Linked DNA regions of Homo sapiens: region 2 is linked to region 1. Evidence: read pairs that join two places in POLR2A ChIA-PET (ENCODE). Cell type or tissue: Panc1. All regions are shown on one strand. Links, peaks and the distances in the headings refer to the core of each region. The heading gives the core; the rest is flanking DNA. Region 1 overlaps ARHGEF12 (Rho guanine nucleotide exchange factor 12). Region 2 overlaps ARHGEF12 (Rho guanine nucleotide exchange factor 12).

The links. ChIA-PET counts read pairs that join two places held together with the same protein. Peaks named below come from ENCODE experiments on the same cell type or tissue, not always from the same donor. Only the 100,000 strongest peaks of a DNase experiment are listed, where the experiment ranks them.
Region 2: POLR2A ChIA-PET joins it to region 1 with 11 read pairs; 4 of 35 experiments call an interaction of 5 or more read pairs at or near these places.

The regions. Positions count from the first base shown.
Region 1 is chr11:120,403,308-120,406,237 of GRCh38, reverse strand. It overlaps ARHGEF12 (Rho guanine nucleotide exchange factor 12), which reads right to left. Exons shown (of 41, transcript NM_015313.3): 2 at 97-120. Among named protein-coding and RNA genes, the nearest start is that of ARHGEF12, 68 kb to the right of the region's middle. In Panc1, for the core only: no CTCF peak of the experiment used is centred there; no DNase peak of the experiment used is centred there; H3K27ac peaks cover 2,500 bases.
Region 2 is chr11:120,459,362-120,462,291 of GRCh38, reverse strand. It overlaps ARHGEF12 (Rho guanine nucleotide exchange factor 12), which reads right to left. Exons shown (of 41, transcript NM_015313.3): 27 at 1,535-1,620. Among named protein-coding and RNA genes, the nearest start is that of GRIK4, 51 kb to the left of the region's middle. In Panc1, for the core only: no CTCF peak of the experiment used is centred there; no DNase peak of the experiment used is centred there.

The DNA of each region.
Region 1 (2,930 bases), core at 273-2,772:
CTCAAAAACCACAAAAATCCACCATAATTTCAAAGGGATGCTTATAATTAAAATATAACCTAAACTTGAGTATGAAGTGTAATTGAGCAAACTTACCTTATAGGTTTTTTGAGGGGAAACCTGAAACAAAGAAAAAATAAGGATAGATGTAGTTACTTTACTTGTAAGATTTTGTTACTAAATTTATTCATCCTACTGAACCAGAATAAGAGATTTAAATCTTATGGTAACTTTCCAATAGCAAGAATCAATAAGCTGGAGGAATAAGAAGTTGAACACCATGTTTAAGTATCTTAACTACTTTGTTAAATCTTAAACTGCCAGTGCATTTACCATCAGCTGTCCTAGAATATAGCTTTTCTTTTTAAAAATCCCAATAATAAGAGCAATTGCTAAATTTATAAAGGGCTTACCAAATGCTATGCATTATTTCCACATGTATTATCTCGTTTAATCTTGAAAAAAAGAAATCTCTATGAAGAGATATACTTTCCATTTTATAGATTTTTAAAAATCAAGACAAAAAGAAATATTTTGCCATTAAAATATTATTCTCACTGTTTTCCTAGAAGGGAAAGTTCCTTCCTTCCCATCACTTCACACTACTTCCCAAAATATCTGGGTGTTGATTACTGCACTATTGATCTATGTCATCGTGATCCTCAATTATTAGGTTTAGATTTAATAACAGATTATCTAGAAAAAAATTAACATTAAAGTAATTATCGGTTACAAAAAATACCTTCCAAAAGTAGAAAACAAAGGGCACTTTCCTGTTTTGTTTTTCTGGGGGGGTCCTATAAGCTGAAAGAACTACAGCATTTCCTCCTGGTTCTCTCTCTTTTAAATGAATACTGCCGGAAGCTTCTTGATAAGCGTTTGATGCTATATATAAATGCTAATCTAAGTCTTCTCAAATATCATCCTACATTTTGATTTCTGTCTTTTAAATTATTTCAACCTATGGCATTTTATGTAAAGATTATTTAGTAATAGGAACCGTACTTTATTAAGAACATCAGTAAAACTAGGGTTTTAAAAAAGCCTATTAGTAAAGACAGAAATAAACATAATACAATGATACTTCAATGACTACATTTCATTTGGCATGGAGGTAGAAACAAAACCTCCAAAATACAAGCTGACTTACAATTCCCTTCGACACCTATTTAAACCAAAATTGATCCATAGAAAAAGACTAAGAATCTAAAACCTTTCCTAATCAGTGATAGCATGTTAACTTACAAAGAAGTAGTGGTAGTAAGTAAAGGGGGTTCTGGGACAAGATGACACTGCTCTAGAGAACAAACTGACTTTACAAAAGACCACGAAATCTTCAGAAATAGGAGTTCCTAAGCAGTCTGTCCATAACTGTTGAGGTAGGAGAGGGAGGGAATGGGAACATGTTTCTTAATTTACAGATGAACATACAAGTTGACAGAAAGGATTCCAACTGAGTTTCTGCAAAGGATAACAACTGCCATTTATCAACCTTAGGCACTCGACCTCACAGCCATTATAAAAACTCCTACCCTAAAACAATGCTGCTTGCGTCAGGGACTGCAACATCCAGGGGGATGCTGGTAAAGAATCCCGGAAGTTCCCAGACTACTGATTGTAAACCCGTTTCCTGAGCTATTTTCTCTTACAAGGTAATGAAAAAGGAGAGGAAAAATGGGGACAAAAACGGAATGAGAAAATGAACAAGGACCACGCCCACAGTCCAACTTGCTTATCATAATCTACTTACTACTTCAAGTATAGATTAAGAACGTCTCAAATAATATTAAAATCATAATTTTTTCTCTAATCATTGAATTCTACTTTAAAGTATCTGCTAAAGCAAATAAATATATGTGTACATATGTGTGTATATATATGCTTATATGCATAAGTAACAATGTCAAGAACCTTCTTGGCTATTTCATTAGTTCTCTCTGCTTCAGCTAGGAAAGTCACCAAGATAATCCCATAGTTTTGCAAAATCCCTACCACATGCTGAATATTGAGACAGATGTAATCAGAGAGCTGGAAATAGAAAGCTAGAACCTCAAAGAAAGCCTGGGGCTAAAGTTGCAGATTTGAGTTATCAACCTACTGATGGTCACTGAAATGTAAAACACCAAGGAAACTTGAAAAAATGCTCAGGCTCAAATATGGGGGAGAAACTAGCATCTGCATGATTGAGAATGGAGGTAGGAGATTAAGAAAATGAATTAGAAAAGAGAAAAGCCTGTCCCAGAAGGGAAGGAAGATCAGATAATCCATACTATCAACTGCTACAGAAAGGCAGGTCTGAAAGCTACAAAGTGGCCAGGTCATAAGCAACAAATCAGTTCAACCATTAGTCTGATGAAATACATTCTGGTGAACAAAACTCCTATATTTTTAAGTCCCTGTCCACTGTGTAGTCTAATCATGAAATCATGACAATATCTTTTGGATCGATATTATGTAGAACAGCTGTATGTGACTATGACATAATGTTACAGGTGCCTAATGAAACTGTGCCTGGTTTTTGAAAATATCATATTGATAACTTGGACACTTGGTCAACAATGAATATACTGTGTTTACTTATATGTGTGTGTGTGTATTTTTCTATTAACAGATAGCAAAAAAGTCAAATTCCAAAATGAAGAACGATGATTAATAAAGCAAAGAATTATCAGGAATTTGAATCACTGGGATATGGTGGCTAGATGCCTTTTTTTTTTTTCCTTTTCTTTTTTCGATTAAGTCTCGCTTTGTCACCCAGGCTGGAGTGCAGTGGTGAAATCTCAGCTCACTGTAACCTCCACCTCCCGGGTTCAAACACTTCTCCTGCCTCAGCCTCCCGAGTAGCTGGGGTTACAGCTGCGTGCCACCATGCCCAGCTAATTTTTGTATTTTTAGTAGAGACGGGGTTTCGCCATGTTGGCCAGGCTGAT
Region 2 (2,930 bases), core at 117-2,616, 56 kb before region 1:
ACTGACCATTCCCCCAACTCTCTTCCCTTTCCTTGGGCCTCCTTATTCTGAGACACAACAATATTGAATTTGGGCCAATTAACAATGCTGCAATGGTCTTTAGGGGTTCAAGTGAGGAGTCACATATCTCTCACTTGAAATTAAAAGCTAGAAATGATTAAGTTTAGTAAGGAAGGCATGTCAAAAGCTGAGATTTGGCTCTTACGCCAAATGGCCAACTTGTGAACACAAAGAAAAAATTCTTGAAGGAAATAAAAGTGCTACTCCAATGAACAAATGAACAAGAGGAAAGTGAAACAGCCTATTAGTCTGTATAAAGAAGATGAAATCAGCCACAATATTCCCTTAAGCCAAAGCCTAATACAAAGCAAGCCCCTAATTCTCTTCAATTCTATGAAGGCTGAGAGGTAAGGAAGCTGCAGACGAAGAGTTTGAAGGTAGCAGGGGTAAACTGATGAGATTTAAGAAAAGAAGTCATCTCCATAAAAATAAAAGTACAAAGTGATGCAGCAAGTGCTGATATAGCAGTAGAAGCTATAGTAAGTTATCCAGAAGACGTACCTGAGATAATTGATTACAGTGGCTACACTGAACAACAGATATTCAATGTAGATGAAATAGCCTTCTATTGGAAGAAGATGCCATCTAGAACTTTCATAGCTAGAGAGGAGAAATCAATGTCTGACTTCAGCATGTCAAAAGAAAGGCCAGCTCTCTTGTTAGGGGCCAATGACTTTAAGTTGAAGCCAATGATTGTTTACCATTCTGAAATTCCTGGGACCCTTAAGAATAATGCTAAATCTACTCTGTCTGTGCTCTATAAATGAAACAACAAAGCCTAGATGACAGCATGTCTGTTAAGACCTACTGCTCAGAAAAAAAAAAAGTTACTTTTAAAATATTACTGCCCATTGACAATGCACATGGTCACTTAAAGACTTCTGATGGAGATGTACAAGGAGATCAATGTTGTTTGCAGGCCTGCTAACACAATATCCATTCTGCAGCTCATGGACCAAGGAGTAATTTTCACTTTCAAGTCTTATTATTTAAGAAATATATTTCATAAGGTGATTCCTCTGATTGGTCTGGGCAAAGCAAACTGAATACCTTCTGAAAAGGATTCATTATTCTAGATGCCATTAAGAACATTCATAATTCACAGGAGGAGGTCAAAATATCAATATTAACAGGAGTTTGGAAGTTGATTCCAACCCTCATAGGTGACTTCGAGGGGTTCAAGACTTCAGTGGAAGAGGTAACTGCAAAAAAACTAGGATTACAGTGGAGCCTGAAGGTGTGACTGAATCACTGCAATCTCATGGTATGACTTTTAATGGATAAGGGTCTGCTTCTTACAGATGAGCAAAACAGGTGGTTTCTTGAAATGGAATCTACTGCTTGACCTTTCTCAGCTTTGCATTAACTTTGCAACATGGATGAGTTTGCATATTTGGAAAGGTTAGTTACTCAACTTGAATCTAACCATCAAGTGTCCATAAAAATATTAAAAAGAAACAGAAAATTTCCTTACCCATGTCAGCAAATCTTCCCCAATCTGATCGATAACAGAGGTCTCATTTCTCTTTCGAACAGCCTTCATTTGTTCATTCAATCCAACTAAAGATAAAAAGATAGAAAAACGTTAGTAACACATTCAGTGTAGACAGAATTACTGGTAGTACAGAGTAGCTAATTTTTTTTTTTTATAAAGACGATTTTCACAGTAGTACAGCTGCTTCTTATCTCCTTAAATATAAATCTGGACATAGTGCTTACACATCTGGATATTATAAGCTCTATCTGAAAAACAGGTGCTAAACAAAAAACATTTTTGGAAACTAGCACATTACATACACGGTGGTTGCATCAAATATTCATTGAACCTCAAGACTCCATCTATAATCATGCTCAAAAAGAACTTGAATTTAAACAGTACAAGTAATTCTGTTCACTGATCCTCTCAAAATGTGTTAAGTGTGCAGGCAATGGATGTAATCAAGCCTGAACTTGTCAATGCATGCCTGTGAAACCCAAGATTATCCACAAAGGAATAAAAGGCATCAATTTAGTTAGCAGATGTTGATAGTTAGTGATGACATGAAAAAGAAAGATAAAAAAATTAAGGGTCATAGAGAAATAGTGACCTATAAATGAGAGGAACATCATATTACTGTCCACAAAAGTCCAAGATGACTTCAACCAATAAAATGTCAACAAGGTAGAATTTTTATATACTTATTCAAGTGTTCCAAGCAACAAAACAATAAAATAATTCCTGAGGCCGGGGCAGTGGCTCATGCCTATAATCCCAGCACTTTGGAGGCCAAGGCAGGCGGGTGGATCACTTGAGGTCAGGAATTTGAGACCAGCCTGGCCAACATGGTGAAACCCATCTCTACGAAAAATACAAAAATTAGCTGGGTGTGGTGGCGCACGCCTGTAATCCCAGTTACTCAGGTGGCTGAGGTGGGAGGATCCCTTGAACCCAGGGGGCAGAGGTTGCAGTGAGCCAAGACTGCACCACTGCACTCCAGCTTGGGCAACAGAGCGAGACTCCATCTCAAAAAAATAAAAACAATTCCTAAAAATTACCGAACCATGTGATTATATACCATACACTACTATTTACAAAACACATTTATACGTATATTATTATATTGGATATATATATTTAAAGAGATATATATACTATAATTGATAGAAAATTTTCAACGGTGAATTTGACTATTCATGTTTTTCACCTTAGGCAATGACTTTAGACTGGAAGCCCTATGTTGACACATTGTACATGAAAGATTGATTGTGAGGAAAAGGATCTAGTCAAAGTTCCAATCATTCCTTTATTTATCTTACATTCTCACACATAATCTCAGGAATACTAACATGGGTACATTTACAAAATTTTAAACTCACAATCTTTTCTCTAT